Linked DNA regions of Homo sapiens: region 2 is linked to region 1. The links are chromatin loops, found by intact Hi-C in ENCODE. Cell type or tissue: Calu3. All regions are shown on one strand. Each heading gives the region's core, and the rest is flanking DNA. Links, peaks and the distances in the headings are about the cores only. Region 1 has its middle 63 kb from the start of LANCL3. Region 2 overlaps XK (X-linked Kx blood group antigen, Kell and VPS13A binding protein).

The links. Peaks named below come from ENCODE experiments on the same cell type or tissue, not always from the same donor. Only the 100,000 strongest peaks of a DNase experiment are listed, where the experiment ranks them.
Region 2: it touches region 1 in a loop (2.8-fold over the local background); 6 of 110 quality-filtered maps call a loop at or near these places.

Annotation. Positions count from the first base shown.
Region 1 is chrX:37,504,504-37,513,102 of GRCh38, reverse strand. It overlaps the pseudogene FTH1P27. Among named protein-coding and RNA genes, the nearest start is that of LANCL3, 63 kb to the left of the region's middle. In Calu3, for the core only: no CTCF peak of the experiment used is centred there; a DNase peak (open chromatin) is centred at 3,602.
Region 2 is chrX:37,730,287-37,738,885 of GRCh38, reverse strand. It overlaps XK (X-linked Kx blood group antigen, Kell and VPS13A binding protein), which reads right to left. Exons shown (of 3, transcript NM_021083.4): 3 at 6,756-8,599. Among named protein-coding and RNA genes, the nearest start is that of CYBB, 45 kb to the left of the region's middle. In Calu3, for the core only: no CTCF peak of the experiment used is centred there; no DNase peak of the experiment used is centred there.

The DNA of each region.
Region 1 (8,599 bases), core at 397-8,396:
AATTTCTTTTCTGCTTTGACTAGCCAGGGTCAAATTTTGTGGTTAGGGAGCTTTGACCGGTACAGAGATTAGAAAAATTGTTAGATCATAGATCATCATAGCCTGAAAAAGATAAGGCCCATACAGGGGGAGAAGAGCATATGGAGAGGAGAGATATTACATATATTCAGGCTGAGTAAGAACCATAAATCTAGGGTGACTATAAAATGTGTTACTTGTGAGTGTAGGGGAAGGTGTGGCAAATCTAGTGAGTATTTGAGAAAAAGACAATGAATTAATTGTGGGACTTGTTGAGTATGAGTGTTCTGGGTACACCCAGAGGGAGATGTTTCATAGGTGGCTGTTCAAGTGTCATGGTCAAGATAAGCCATCTAGAACACACACACACGCACACACACACACACACACATACAGAGAGAGAGAGAGAGAGAGAAACTGGCCACTGGGGGTGGCTAGGCTCAGGGGGAAATAAACACAGAGCAAGAGTTGAAGAGGCCAAAAGCAGAATCCAAGAGGATTATTAAATCTATGTAGTTCTCTATAGATAAATATTTGGCAAACCAAGAGAGGACAGGAAAACCAAGGAAAGAAGGACTAACCAACACAATTAAATGGCTCCAGAGTGATCAAGCAGGGCAAAGGCTGAAAAGAGACCAGTGTTGATGTTAACTAGTAAGTCAGTGATGACCTTTCAGAGGAGGGTTTTATGGAGTTCCTTAAAATATAAAACAATGTATCCTTCCTTCTGTGTCTAGTAAATACATCACCTCATCAACTAGATCCCCTTACAACCTTGTGTTTGTAACTGTTCCCTCTCTGTTGGCTCCTATGCAGCAAAGAAGCATAACTAAAGTACTCTCTTCTCTCTTCTCCACCTGTGGAACTCCAATTCATCCTTCAAGAGTCAATGTCACCTCCACAGCAGGTGTTTCCTGACTCCTCAGGTGAGAATTAGATCCCGTTTCTCTCCTGGAGTCGCATAGCACTTTGTGTTTATTTCTTTTGTAGATCATACTGAAATATATTGGAGGCATCTATTTGTATGTCTGTCCGACTGTGACCAGAATCTGTGTCCTAGTCACCTTGTATTCCTAGTGTCAAGCATAACGTGTGGAACACATGACAGAACCTAATATAAATTGCGGAAAGAATGGCTATTTGGCTGAAAAGAAATAACTGCATGAATGCTCCCTTCCTAAAAATGTTTACCTTAAGTCAATTTCTTGATTTATAGTTCTGAATACATGTTTCAAATTGGAACTTCTGATTTTCAGTATACTTCATACAATAATTAAACATTTGGGAGGAAAACACTCATGCACAGAGAAGTATCCCAAGGGAAAAAAATAAATATCCTTGGTGCATGTGGTACAGTTAATATATCATTACAATAGATTATAAACCAAAACCAACATTATAAAACACAAAATTTGAAATAGATATAAAAGGGAAGAAGTCTATTTCTCCTCATGCCAGGAAGTAGCTTTGCATATTAATAAAATTTAAATGCCTCACAGACAGAAAAATGATGGGAATAGATTGTAATAACTTGAAAACGAGCACACTTTAAACAGCCTCTGTGATGAATACGTGATTATGAAGAATCCGTCAAAAAGGCTAGTCAGGCATTGTTCCACTCTGATGCTTCCAGAAGCAGGATGACTGATGTCCCTCAATTAAAAAAAGGCACAGCAAGAGACAGGCTAAACTGAAGACACAAAGGCAAGAGGTTGAATTGCTGAAATATACAAAGATGTTAGTCTGAAAGGAAACAATTGAAATTCTAGTAAGTGTGAGTGTTCCCTATGTGTCTAAAATATTACAAATATCCAAATCATTCTAGAATATTAATGGAGAGTGAGAAAAAATAAAAGGAAAAATATAAAGACACGTAGATGCATAAAGAAAGGTGAAAAGTTTAGAATATTTGGTAGCTTTAGGTGAATTCAGGGTTGCAGCAAGTTACCATAAACATGGATTGGCAAAGACTTTCTATAAAGAATGAGATAGTAAATGTTTTAGGCTTTGCAGCTACTGCAAAAGACCTCTGTCTCAACTACAAACTCTCCTGCTGGAGTGAAAAAGTAGCCACAAGCAGTAGGTAATTGAATGCGGTGGCTGTGTTCTAATAAAACTATATTTACCAAAAAAGTGGGGGCCAGATTAGGATTGCTGGCTGTAGTTTGCCAGCCCATGCTATACAACAAACCAGTTTGTGATAAACAACAAAATAGATAAAAGCTAGTGTGTGTGTGAGACAGAGATCAATTATTGTTGAGTCAGTAATTGTTGATGTTACAGTAAGTTTTTATCGTATTTGGTCTAGTACTGACATGAGGGTATAGCTGAGCACATTGATTTAAACAGCCTCCGTGATGAATATGTGATTATGAAGAATCTGTCAAAAAGGCTAGTCAGGCATTGTTCAATGTTTTCAGCCCCAAACATCCTAGCCACCCCATTCAATTACCTACTGTTTGTCGTTACTTTTTCACTCCAGCAGGAGAGTTTGTAGTTGAGACAGAGGTCTTTTGCAGTAGCTGCAAAGCCTAAAACATTTACTATCTCATTCTTTATAGAAAGTCTTTGCCAATCCATGTTTATGGTAACTTGCCGCAACCCTGAATTCACCTAAAGCTACCAAATATTCTAAACTTTTCACCTTTCTTTAGCATCTATTTGTCTTTCTATTTTTCCTTTTATTTTTTCTCACTCTCCATAGCTGAGCACATTGATTAAGTCCAGGCATTAGTATTATTTTCAGGTTATCTAGGTGATTTCAAGGTGCAGCCATATTTGGCAATCAGGGTGCTAAAGAGTGCTTCTCAAATTCCAGTGTGCAAATTGATCACCGAGAGTCTTGTTAAAATGTAGATGCTCATTCCGTAGCCCTGGGGTGTGGCTTGAAATTTTGCATTGCTAGCAAGTTCTCAGTTTAGATTGATACTGCTGGTCCACAGACCATATTTTGAGCAGCCAGATGCTAGTGCTGGTTTTCAATGCCTGGCATGCCCAGGCCCTGCGCCAGAGGCTTATGTATTTGGTCTGGGATGCTGCCTGGACATTGAGATTTTCAAAAGCTCTGCAGGTGATTTGGATGTGCAGCAAAGCTTGAGAGCCTCTATGCCAAAGCTCATGATGATATGTGGATTTTACTTATGTTGTCAGTGGCCCTAATGTGTTCTCTTTTTCTCATTCTCCCCCCAGTGCCCACCTAGCCATTCCTCTCCTTTTCAGCTCCAAACATCCAGACAAAGGTGGGGATCAGGGTGAGCACTTCATCCTGTTGCTCTTGTCCATCTCTGAAGAGTGGGAGGAAGTTCAGGATGGAAACAGGAGACTCAGGCAACCTGGGTTTGGGAAGAACAAGAACAGTGTTCTAGGAGTGAATTCAAGGGAAAGCTGGTTGAGATAGAATGGGCGGGGGCGGGGAATAGCACGGAAAGTTGTCACAGGACAACCTTCCTCCTGTCTTGGGACTGAGGTGTGGGGGGTAAGGAAAACAGCCATGTACCCTTCTGAGTCCTGGAGACACCTGACAACCAAACTATCTTCTAAGGTTTTTTCCTTCTCAGTATGCAGGGCAACTGGTTACTAGACATGCAAGAGAGACCCCCAGTGGCAACGTGTAGAAGTGAAGTATTTTCCCAAAGCATAAAGACCACAAAGAAACATAAGGGTAGAGGATGATGGCTTCCAGCCCATTGTTTTTATCAAACTAATGCAAGGACAGAAAATCAAATACCACATGTTCTCACTTATAATTGGGAGCTAAATGATGAGAACACGTGGACTCAAAGAAGGAAACAACAGACACTGGGGCCTACCTGAGTGTGGAGGGTGGGAAGAGGGAGAGGAACAAAAAAATAACTATTGGGTACACGGTTTAGTACCTGGATGATGAAATAATCTATTCAACAACCCCCCATGACAGCAGTTTACCTATATAAAAACCTGCACTTGTTCTCTTGAACCTAAATAAAAGTTAAAAGAGTAGAGGATGATAATGGTGATAAATCATGAGTACCACATTGTAAACATACACTGTGCCAGGCATTACTCTAAGTGATTTACATATATTAACTCATTTAATCTCAACAACCCAATGGGGTTAATGCTTTTATTATCCCTATATTACATATGGAGAAACTGAGGCACAGAAAAGTTGAACAAATTACTCAAGTTTACCCAAAATGAGAGGCTAAGATTGGATTTGAACCCAGGCAATCTGAGGTTAAGAAAACACTACACCAAATTTTCTCTCCAAAACAAAAAATTAAGAAGTCCCCTCAGTCAACTTAAAGTTTGAAACACTCAAAACTTAATGCTTGCTCGTTCTTTCTCATATCCACAGGAGAACGGTCAAGGGACATATATATTTCAATAGGTAATAGCTGAGACAAAGTCAGAGAATTCAGAAGTCCTTACAGTAGGCAGCGAAAGAGATGCAGTGAGAAGACCAAGTTTGACAAAGATGTGTAAAAAGGCGAAAGCATTTTCTGTAAACTGAACTCAAAGTGCCAGAATCCTAATTTTTAAGAAAAGTGTTACAGTGCACTCATACGGAAATGTGGAAGACAATTGTTGCACAGCGAAACTTGTTCGTATCTTAATAAATGCTTATATGGTTTGACTGTGTCCCCACCCAAATCTCATCTTGAATTGTACTCCCATAATTCCCATGTTTTGTGGAAGGGACCCATTGGGAGATAATTGAATCATGGGGGCAGTTTCTCCCATACTGTCCTACTGGTGGTGAATGAGTCTCACAAGATCTGATAGTTTGATAAGGGGAAACCCCTTGGCTCTCCTTCTCTTCTCTTGTCTGCCGCCATGTGAGACATGACTTTCACCTTCCACGATGATTGTGAGGGTTCCCCAGCCATGTGGAACTGTAAGTTCAATAAACCTCTTGCTTTTATAAACTGTCCAATCTTTGGTATGTCTTTATCAGCAGCCTGAAAAATGGACTAATACAATGCTCAAAACAATTTGCTAGCTTTGAAATGATGCAAGCTACCCATGTGTCTTTGACTAAAGCATAGAGTCTGTAAATTTTTGACTTTTACCTTTGTAACCCACAGAAGAAAGAAGACTTTTTTGTTTCTTATTTCTTTGTAACTTTCTTTTGTGGCACAGAAGATAGATGTTTGAAGTATTTTTCCTCAGACATGGGCAACGTTAGAGTTTACATGGATGGAGGTTTCCTTCGGTCAAATAGAGAGTGGACTGAGAGAGGAGAAGAGTTTTTAAAGGGGAACAAGAAAAAAGAAAACATAGAGAAACAAGTGTATCATTTCCATATGAAATATTCTTTATACTAGGAAATAATATCTTTCTATCCAGAGCCATGAAGAAAATGTAAAAGGTGAACTTTTCTCTATATCTTGAAAGGAGAATCCAGAGGCCACACTGAGCTTCTCAGGAACAGGATGATTTTGAGGTAAGCTTGGGGCAGACATTGGGAATAAGGTAATAAACTTGGGGCAGATAAAGGTCAAGGTGGGACCAGCAACTCTCTGGGTGTTCAAACACCTCAACCATCTTCTAAATGTTAGCTGCCCTGCACTTTGGACTAGATTTCTCATACTCTCCCTTATAGTCTCCTTCTGGTGAGCTCATCCAATCACATGACTTCAATACCATCTATAAAAAGTCCCCCGTATGTCTACTTCCAAATGTGACATTTTTGCAGCTCCTTGATTCACATTTCCACTTGGACGTCTAATAAAAATCTGATTTTACATGGCATACATTCCCCGCTCCTCCACCCCGGGGACACATGCAACCATCCCCAGGGGGATAATAACACCATCATCAATCCAGGTGTTCAAGTCCAAACTTCAGAACTTACATTGTATTCCCCCTCTCCCATTCCTCACCTCCTGTCCATGAGCAAAGTTTGTGTCTCCTTGTCAAAAACCCATATGGAACTGGTCGACCTCTCTTCATTTCCTCAGCCACCATCACAGCTGAAGCTGCACTAGTCTCCTAACTGGAACAGCTATACTGGCTCTACCTGGTCTGCACCTTCAACTCTCTGCCACCCCTCTACATTCTTCAAAGCAGTCACTGCCTTGACATTTTGGGGGCATTTATTCTACTTTATATTCAATATCACAAATTTGACCTTCAGTTTTGACCTTATGTTTTTCAGTCCTTTTGAGCTGTTTTTTTTTTTTAAACCAGCTTTAATGGAAGAAATGGTACAATTGAAGGAAAAACCATGAATGGAGAATTCGTAAGGGTAATATACAGGAAATCACCCCCTATCTGTGGGGAAGGCAGCCTAAGGCTCAGTCCCATTATCCGTGTCACTCAGGGTGAGCTTGCCAAAGAGGTACTATGCGATACTGTCCGCGAGAGCCCCCATCTTGAAGCCCAGAAGCAAGAATCCTTAGCACTTGCATATTTTGTTTTTTGTTTGTTTGTTTGTTTTTTCAGATGGAGTTTCGCTCTTGTTGTCCAGGCTGGAGTGCAATGGCGGGATCTCCCCTCACCACAACCTCCGCGTCCCAGATTCACGCGATTTTCCTGCCTCAGCCTCCCGAGTAGCTGGGATTACAGGCATGCACCACCATGCCCGGCTAATTTTGTATTTTTAGTAGAGACGGAGTTTCTCCATGTTGGTCAGGCTGGTCTCAAACTCCCGACCTCAGATGATCCACCCGCCTCAGCCTCCCATGTGCTGGGATTACAGGCGTGAGCCACAGCACCCGGCAACCACTAGGATGAATTCCATACCATGCTTTACACCTTACCATGTTTACGCACCCACAGATACCATGGCCCAAGACTGCACACCCCACCCGACCTCACCCACCCCACACCTCACCCCACCCTACCCCACCCCACCTCACCCCATCCAATCCCACATGCCCTCAAAGTTTATAAGGGGAAGACTAATGTATTTTCCAGCGGCCCATAAAATACCTTTCCCCTCCACCCCCGCAGATCCTGAGCTGCATGCAGATGGGGCAGGGCTGAATGGAAAGACTGCTGGATACCTACTTTAAACCTGCATGGGGATGTGCCCTGATTCCTAAAAGGTGAGAGTGTTGCAGATATGCATCAGCTGGACACCTTTATTGCTTTGAGAACAGATAACTTTATTGCCAACAACAGTAAAACTGAGAGGAGAAAACTGAAGAGAATGTTCTGAAAGGACAACATGGACGCCCCGCGTGGTGGCGCGAGCAGGGGAAGGCACCCCGTGGCTGCGGGACCTGTCTGGGCTCTGGTGTGTTTCTGGCTGCGGCCCAGGGTGAGCTTGTTAAAGAGGTACTCTGCCAGGCCTGCTTCCGGGGCCCCCATCTTGCACAGGTTGCTCAGGTAGCCACCAATCTCTTTGATGGTCTTGGCCTGCTGGTTCAGGAAGTGGTTCTCCAGGAAGTCACAGAGGTGGGGTCGTCGTTCTCCTTGGCCAGCTGGTGCAGCTCCAGGAGGCTCTGGTTGACGTTCTTCTCCAGGTAGAAGGCGCAGTCCATGGCCTGGAGCCCGCTCTCCCAGCCTTGGCACTCTGGCTTCCTGATGTCGCGAAGGTAGATGCGGCCACCGCGCAGGTTCTGCAGGCTCATCAGCTCCTGGGCGTGCTCCCTCTTCTCGTGCCACTGGTGCAAGAAATAGCGGCTGAAGCTCTCCAGGGCCACGTCGTCCCGGTCGAAGAAGAAGGCCATGGACAGGTACACATAGGAGGCGTGGAGCTCCAGGGTGACCTTGATGTTGATGGCGACCTCGCAGCTGAGATGGTTGTTCTGGTGCACCTGCGACAGCGGGCCCAGGGCGGGCAGTGCGGGCGCGAGGAGCAGGCAGGGTAAAGCGGTGTGGTCGCTAGGGTCCCGAAGCGGGCGGCGGCATCGGCATCGGCAGTGGCGGCCGCGGCGGGTGCCTCTGAGCACAACATGGTGGACGACGGAGGCGACCAGTGGAGGGCAGGGTCCTCGGGACCAGGCGGTGGTGGTTGCCACAGGGTCTGCGAAGGGACCGGAAGTGGGCTGTGGGGACCCGTATGGGTGGAGGGGCGCGCGCCGTCGGGTGGATGGTGGTGGTGGCGAGGGGGGGCACACTGAGTTCCGTGGGCAGCCCAGGGAACTAGGCACTGTCAGTCCACTGCGTGATGTCAATTCTGCAGTAACTTTTCTAGTGTCCAAGGACTTTTTCGTCTGCCCCCTGATTATTCCCCTCTATGACAGCTTGTTCTCATTTTATAAACCTCTTGTCTTTCTTAAACTCTGAGAGTATGTTCTGGTAACGTTTTTTTCTGTTTCCTGTATTATATCCTCTTTTTCCCTCCTCCAGAATTAGTTCTATTTGTGCATCTTCCTCACTTTCCTTAAATATCTGGAAAACGTTTGTCCATTCATGATTGGAATCAAGGACTGGGTTAGCCTCGGTGATGAGCATGGATCGAATGCACAGCTGTGAGTCTGGGTGACCAATAGGATTCTCCCATGAACAGGAGGGTGGAGTGTGTCAATTAGGGAGTGCTCATCTCCTTTGGAGATAAAGGTATAGAGCTCCCAGGCAGAGTAGGAACTATTCTAAATGCCCAAAGCATGGCATTTCTCTGGCACTGGAATATGTTAGTGGATCTGTCTTC
Region 2 (8,599 bases), core at 318-8,317, 230 kb before region 1:
ACACAATAAATTGGTTGAGGCAATACCAGAGGCTCAGGGGTTTCTCTGTCTCTTCCCATTGGGCACTGTCTGAGGGTCCCTTGTCTGGGGTGCTGTCTGATCCCACATTCCCAAGCAGGAGAGCTGTGGTCATGCTGACAGAGGGCAGAAAGTGGCCCTTTGGTGAGGCAATGTGGAACCCAGGAGCACAGCCTCATCCATGGGAGGGTGGGATGTGAAGCTGAGGGATGAGAGCCTTCCATGGTGCCCCTGTGTAGAACTGCCCAGTCCAGGCCCTTGGAAGAGGCCATGGTGTGGCTCCTGGGCCGCAGCTCACAGTAGACCAACCCAAGCCAAGGCCTGGAAGCAAGCAGAGGACAGGCCCTGACAGCTGAAGAGCTCAGCAGCAGAGTCCAGCAGAACTCAGAGGAACCCATGTGAGCAAACTCGGGCCTGACCCAGCCCTGGGCCCAGCCTCAGGCCAGTAGGTCCTGGTACCCCTCTGCCAGGAGGTGGCACGCAGTGTCTCTCCCATACACCTGGGTGCTGCCATCTCAGGGAAGGAGAAGGGCAGGGGAGGCATCCTGAAAAATAGAGTGCTTAATTCATAGACGTGCAGTCACTCCAAAGAGACAGACGCACCTGGTGAGCAGAGATGGGGACACTGGGCTTAGCAAGGCTGGTTCCTCACCCCCCACCTTTTTTGGTACCCAATTCGGGCAGGAAATCACAAGGAAGTTCAAATCCATCTAGGATATAAAGAAGCTACATTTACTTGAACATCTGAACACAGTGTGAGGAAATCAGTGATTCTGTTACTTTTAGATACTTATATCTGATGACTGATTGACTGTTGTAAGCCCCAGACACCTACTTTTGCTTATAAAGAAAGATTTCTGGAATACTGGAGAGCCCAGATGCAAACCCTGATGCTTGGGTCCCATGCCCAGAGATACTGATTTAATTGGCCTGAGGTGTGGCCTGGCAGCAGCATTTTCAACGACCCCATCATCTCCAGGTGATTCCAATGGGAAGCCATGTTTGGAAACCACTTAATAGAAAACATCTAGGCCAGGCATGGTGGCTCACGCCTGTAATCCCTGCACTTTGGGAGGCTGAGGTGGGCGGATCATTTGAGGTAAGGAGATCGAGACCAGCCTGGCCAACATGGTGAAACCCCTGTGTCTACTAAAAATACAAAACAAATTAACAGGGTGTGGTGGCAGGCGCCTGTAGTCCCAGCTTCTTAGGGGGTTGAGGCAGGAGAATCACTTGAACCCGGGAAGTGGAGGTTGCAGTGAGCTGAGATCGAGCCACTGCACTGCAGCCTGGGCAACAGAGCAAGACTCTGTCTCAAAAAAAAAAAAAAAAGAAGAAGAAGAAGAAGAAAGAAAAGAAAAAGAAAACATCTCCTCATTGCTCAGGACACTCTCTGAGCACATAAATAATACATTAGAGTGAGACATCCTTGTTTTTATTGTAAACACACTTTTCCTGACATGAAAAAAGGGAAATGCCATCCAAGGAACAGATCTTGGCTAATCTGGCATTTTTCTGGTGTACACTTAGTGTACATATCTGTAAAATGTCTTGTCCACTGTAACACAAACCAGATATGGGAGCTACAGGGGAAATTTTAAATTTCTTAGTAACCACAGTAAAAAAAAGTAGAAAGAAGTGAAATTAATTTTAATAGTATCTTTCATTTAGCCTCATATATCCAAAATATTATCTTTTCAACATGGTATCAAATGTAGAAATTATTAAGATATTTTGAATTTTTATACTAAATCTTCAAAATCTCATGTGGGTTTTACACTTAGAGCTCATTTCAATTTGGAATAACCACATCCCACTTGCTCAGTAGTCACATGTGGCTAGTTGCTGCCATACTGGACATTGCTGGTGTTAATATTGTGGAATTAGTATTAGATGTTGAACTGAGTGCTTTTAAAGAGATGGCATTCTAGCATCAAATTTATTTTCCTTTGGAAATATGCAAATGATACCAGGGCTCCAAGAACATAATATTTGTTTTCTCCTATTACCCCAACGCTCTGTCTGGATATAAATTGTCCTGCTGTACCCTGTTAGCTCTTTAGGGCTTAATAGAAAGCTTGCTTTTCTTTTTCCTTCGGAACCAGTTCTCCAGAGAAAGTACACAATAAATTCAGTTTGAGGGGTGGGAAATGAAATGTAAAGCAATACCAAAGAATTCTAAGACCTAGAAAATAAGGTCAACATTCAGGCAGAAGGATTAGGACTTTTTCTCTGTAACTCACGGTACTGGAGGAAATGTGTGACCCTGGCGGCTGAAAAAGACCACTTTGCCTCCTTCCGGAACTCTTGGGACCTTCTCCATCTTTCAAGAAGGAGAAGCTCAGATTCAGTTTTGTATACGTGATACCTGGAGGTCAGGTTACTATGCTTCAATAATGTGAAGACAAGCGTGAAGATGGAGGAACAGGTTGAAGGTGACAGGAAAGATGGAAAGCCTCTGGGGCCCAAGGATAGTTTGCCTGCCAGAATCTAGAATCACCTCTTTCCAAACTGCTTGTTAATATAGATAACAAAATCCTATTGTTTAAGCCACTTTTAACCAGGTGTTCTACAAATTGTAGCTGAAAGCACCCTGATATTATTTATAATAAGGCTAAGGAAGTAAACTGGGAGGTGAATTGAAGACTGTAGAAATCATATTATTTTGATGGATATTATGATAGTAATATACATTTAGTAATAATTTGAAACGATAGAAGCATTTCACCTTGATTACATACTTCCTGTGAAGGTAGATAATGTACTTTTTTAAGGTAGGACATTTACAGTACACTTTTAAAATAAACATATTTCCTGATCTCTTGAATCAAGCTGTAAATGAGAGAAGCCGCATGATGTGTGGGTGATCTATCCTCATTTTAAAAGGAAAAGACTATACCATAAGTCCATAGGAGAAAATATTTCAGCAGAAAAAAAAAAACTTCCCAGGGTAATAGATCCCAATAACCTCAATTACAAAAGACATACTTTAAGGTCACCCTCCACATAACAGTGGTTGAATTTTTAATATTTGTTCATGGTGGGAGCTGGGAGAAAAATGACAAAATTACTTTGACTACAGTGACACTTCTAATCAGTCCTGTCCTATCACTCACAACAGCATTCCCATTGGTTTGAAAAAGAATTGCACAAGTGTGTGCCAGATATCTGTAGTAGTGGAGAGGATCACAATACCTCTGATTCTTGGAGGCCTGCAGCCCTACAGCCAGGCACCATTTTTCTAGAAAATTCTGCCAATCCAATTAAGAAGGTCACCTTGTTAGGGGAAGATGACAAAAGGGAATCATTCTCCTCCCTGCTAGGGTGGCGGTGGGTGTGGTGTTGCAGCACCACTCCAAAATAGAATTTCAAAATCCTGTTTTATTTCTTGAGTGCTATCACCCCTGAAAACCTAACTCATTAACTGTAGAGTTTAGGTAATTAAGATAGGAAGCAAACTGATAAGAAATTAAACCAGTATGCATAATGTATATGTCTAAGGGAGATGGTATTTCCACGGCTTTAGGAAGCAGGCTAATCAGGTTTCAATCAGGAACTCATCATTCAGAGATAGAAAATTAATTCAGGATAGGAGGCAGGGAGGGAGTGAAAGCACAGGCAGAACCTCAAAATTGATTTAGCTAAATCTATCCTTCTTGGGAGGAGGCAAACCCTCCACTCCCTCACACAAAGGTGCATGCTACAGCAGAGTCTGAGTGTTAAGTTTTCTGATAACCTGCAGCAGAGAGACACGGCTGCATGCTGCTGTAACACTCTTTAAAGATGCTCTGGATTCTAAAACCTGCTTAAACCAAGTATTCTAGATCTCCTTGGCCTAATAATTTCCAGAGAAACAACCATGCAGAGAGGGTGATAAGATGTTAGGTCATTCCCTAGAGCAGGCTTCTGTGGCAGACTCAACTTCTTAGCATATTTGGGGTCTACTCTGACAGGGTGTGTGTGTGTGTGTGTGTGTGTTTGTGTGTGTGTGTGTGTGTGTGTGTGTGTGTGTGTGTGTGTGTGTTGGGAAAGGAGAGATTGGGATGCTTCTGAATTTCCAGCTCTGTACAAATCTCTGCTGCTATAAAGTGCCTTTCCCTGAAAAAGAGGAAATGCTCAAAATGTTATTCATTTAATTAAAATGTATAGTTGAGATTTCTGAGCTCTTTCCCAGTTGGAGAGATGTTCATAGAAAATATAGTCTCCTGGAAGAGGGACACCCAGAGAAATATGGTCATAGCAGAATAATATCTACTTAACTCACCTCATTCCTAATCTTTTAAAATTTGGGCCCAAACACTGTAAAATAGAGTTATAACAGCAGGGCAGAGGATGGGAGTGAACTACAGATTCAAATATTAAACAGCAAACACTTGAAGCCTAAAAAGGATGTTCATGAAAAAGAATTACCCAGCTTGCCAATAAACATCTCAAATTTCCAGTTTTTAAGCTATTAGTTAGTACTGATAGCATCTACATATTTTCTTCAAATAACTTCAACGTCTGCTGTAGATCTCCCATTATTCATAGAAAAGTTAAAACTTACTCATAGTTTTAAATAAAGACAACCCCACAGAAGAGAACTGAGTTGATTCACATGGTTTTCACAAGCTTTGTGAAAGCAAATAAAGTGACTGGCACAATTGTTAACTGGAGTATGGATATTAGATTAGATATTAGTATTGTGTCAATATTAAATTTCCTGAATTTGATAACTATAGTGTGGCTCTGTAAGAGAATACCTTTATTCACAGGAAAAACACATCATAGTATTTAGGAATAAAGGGGTGTAACGTTGGCAGTGTAATCTCAAAGGGTTTACAAGAAAGAGAGAGAAAGTGACAATGATAACGGGCATGGAAAAATATTAATAATAGGTGAGTCTGGGTAAAGGGTATAAAGAAATTCCTTGCACTATTCTTCAGGCTTTTCTATTAGTTTAAAATTATTTCAAAATAAAACATTAACAAACACCAAATTAAATAATTTTATATTGACCTACTTGAATGCTATAATTGTTAATACTCAGTTTTTTTTAACATGAAAATATTTATTTTAAAAGACTTCTGCACAGCAAAGGAAAAACATCTACAGATTGGAGAAAATATTTGCAAACCATATATCTGAAAATCTCCAAAACATGTAAGAAACTCCTACAACTCAATAAAAGAAAGCGTTTAATAACCCAATTAAAAGATGGGCAAAGGACTGGAATAGACCTTTTTCCAAAGAGAACATACAAATGGAAAACTGGTATATGAAAAGGTGCTCAACATCCCCAATCATCAGGAAACTAGAAATTAAAACCACAGTGAAATATCACCTCACACCTGTTAGGATGGCTACTATCCAAAAAAACAAAAAATTAAATGTAAGTAAGGATTTGGAGAAATTAGAACACTTGTATACTGTTGATAGGAATGTAAAATAGTACAGCCAATATGGGCAACAGTATGAAGGCTCCTCAAAAAATTAAAAAAATAAAACTTCCGTATGATCCAACAGCCCCACTTCTGGGTATGTATCCAAAATAACTGAAATCAGGATCTTGAAGAGATATCTGCACTCCAGTGTTCATTGAACCATTATTCACAATAGCCAAGATATGAAAATAACCTAAATGTCCATTGATAGATAAATGGATAAAGAATATATGGCATATTCCTAAATACTACTCAGCCTTAAAAAAAGGATACCTTGCCATTTGTGACAACATGGAAGAATCTGGAGGATATTATGCTAAGTGAAATAAGCTAGACACAGAAGGACAAATACTACATGATTCCACCTAGATGGGGTGTCTAAAATAGCAAAACTCATAGAAGCAGAGGATAGAATGGCAATTGCCAGGGCCTGGGGGGTAGGGGAAATGGGAAGTTGTTGTTCAATGGATATAAAGTTTCAGTTACGTTAGATGAGTAAGTTATAGAGATCTGTTGTACAACATAGTACTTATAGTTGTCGATAGTGTATTGTGAATTTAAAATATTAAGAGCATAGATCTCATGTTAAGTGTCTTACAAAGACAAAACAAAACAAAAACAAAGAGGGACAAGGAAATTTTTAGAAGTGATGAATATGTCTATTACCTTGATTGTGGTGATGGTTTCATGAGTGTTTGCATATGTACACATTCATCAAATTGTATACATTAAATATGTGCAGTTTTTTGTATGTCAATTGTGCCTCAATAAAGCTGTTTTTAAAGAGATTTATCCTATAGCTAAGTCTTTGCAAATTCCAAGGCCACCTTCAGAAGCAAAGGAATTATTGAAACAGTCCATGTCTCTCTCATGCTCTGAAATGATCCCTTTAATGACTGATGTTTTTCCCAACCATTTACATTTGATTATGTATGTTAATACCAAGCCATTTCTTTGGTGTTTTATATTTCTGAATCAGTATATATTTATGTTTGTCTAGAAGAGATGTGTATTGCCTCTCTTTTTTGTATTGTGCATGGCAACTGATGGACAACTGAACAGAATCTTAGTATCCAGCAGTGTAATTTTAACAAGTGGAGTAAATGTCTATAAAACAATCAGAGAGGTTTTCATGGACTGTTGTTGTTCTGCAAGGCTGAATCTTAGCACTCTCAAATTTCTCAGCCTACAGAAGTAATTTCCAGGTGAGTTTATAAAACTATAATCAGTTACAATGAAACAATTTTAAAATTTCTGTTTTAAAAATAGTCCCTGAAGTAAAAAGGCCATGTAAGAATTGTATAAAGAATGAAATACAAGGAGAAATTGAAAAATTAATTTATTATATGAAGAAACAGGACAATATTTATTAGCATCAACGACTGCAGAGAAGCAGTCAACGAAAGCTCATATCCACAATGCATTGACTGGTAAGTACTGGCACATACACTCATAACCATAGCACTAATGTTTTAAGGTGGTTTCCAAAGAAATGCTGTATTTGACAATCAATTTTAATATATATTTTCCCATTTACAAGGCTGAAAAGATTAAACTCACATCCAAATAATGCCTTGAATCAGCATTCAAGTTGTAAAGCACAATTATCAAAAGATGTTGCTATATCCTTTATCGAAAACTATACTAAAATGATAAATTCATTTGCCACCAGAAAGTACTTTCTCAGATTCAGTGGGTCTTTTTCTTCCAAGTGCCATGTGTTTGGGTGCTATTTTTGTAAGCAACTAGTGGTAAGAGAAAGGGCACCTGTCGAGAAGACCAAAGATTCGCATATCCACTCAGGAACTCATATGAATGACACTACTTATTTCTTTTCAAACAGTAAAAAAATAAAAATAACCTGCTTATGGATTTGAATAACTATAATAACTCTATAAATATGCATAGCACTTAAAAACATTTTCAAAGCATTTTCACATCTATTATTTAATTTGATCTTTCTGATAACCTTGTGAGGTAGGTTGGAAAAGGGTATTATGGGGAAACTGAGGCATAGAGCAATTAAGTTGTAGTGCTGGACAGGGAAGTGCCAATCTCTACACTGGGCTGTCTCCAGCAATGAGAGGAAGTCTAAACATGTTTGATGAACTTACTTCAATATATTTTGAAGACATACTTCACCCCCATCCAGCCAAATGATAGCAATTCAGTTGGAGCAACTATCCTGACAAGTTATGGGATGTAATTAATTAGACAAAGCACCAAGAAATTTAAAAATTGAAATTATAACTGAAAAACACATTTTAACTCCAAACACATGAGAAAAGTTGCTGGTTTGTTTTATGCCAATAGGACAACCTAGCTCTGCAGTGTGAACTGTAATTTTGCCAATTCAGTAATATAAATAATTTAAAAACAAAAATTATCAGTTCACCATGGCTTATGTTTTCACCACACAGAAAGAAAGTACTGACACCCCTTCCTGAAAGTGAATGGACATACATGTGCCCAAAGCTGGGATACCTGTATATTAAGGGTTAAAACTGACAAAATACCCAAATGAGTTACCAAATCTCTGTCCTTATAAATGTGTGAAGTGGGCTTTGGGTGTCGGACAAACCAGCACTGTTAGTTTGGTTTGGGATCACTCAAGTTGCTCACCTATCTTCTAAATTAAAGTGATTTAGAATGTATTTGAAGGTTAAGATTTTGTAATGGTTTTTGAGACAAGCTTCCAAACCAAGGCTGGAAAAAACCAGTCTCTCCATCCTTGTCTAATTCCTAACATGCCTAGTCAGTGGGAGGCTGGTGGCTACTCCCACACCTCACTCCCAAGGCCTGAGCTGAAGGCATTTCAGGTGAAAAGGGAGCGCTATTGCCCCTACCATTTGCCACTGCAGAGCCTCAAGGCAAGAATCTCTTTCTCACAAAAAGCTTGAAAATATTTGGTGTCAATGAACACAAGTAACTGGTGTGATACAAATATACACTTGGAATGACTAAAGAATGGCCTTACAGCTCTCCTAATCATTATAGAGCCCTTTTGTTAATTAGGAAGAAACAAAAAATGATGTATTAACATGGTAGCTTTATTTTATTCAAAGTCATATATTTTCAAGGGTGTTTTATGTAATACGATTGTGTATCTATGCACATATGTGATTACATGAAGAGTGCATGGAAGTATATGTTGTATG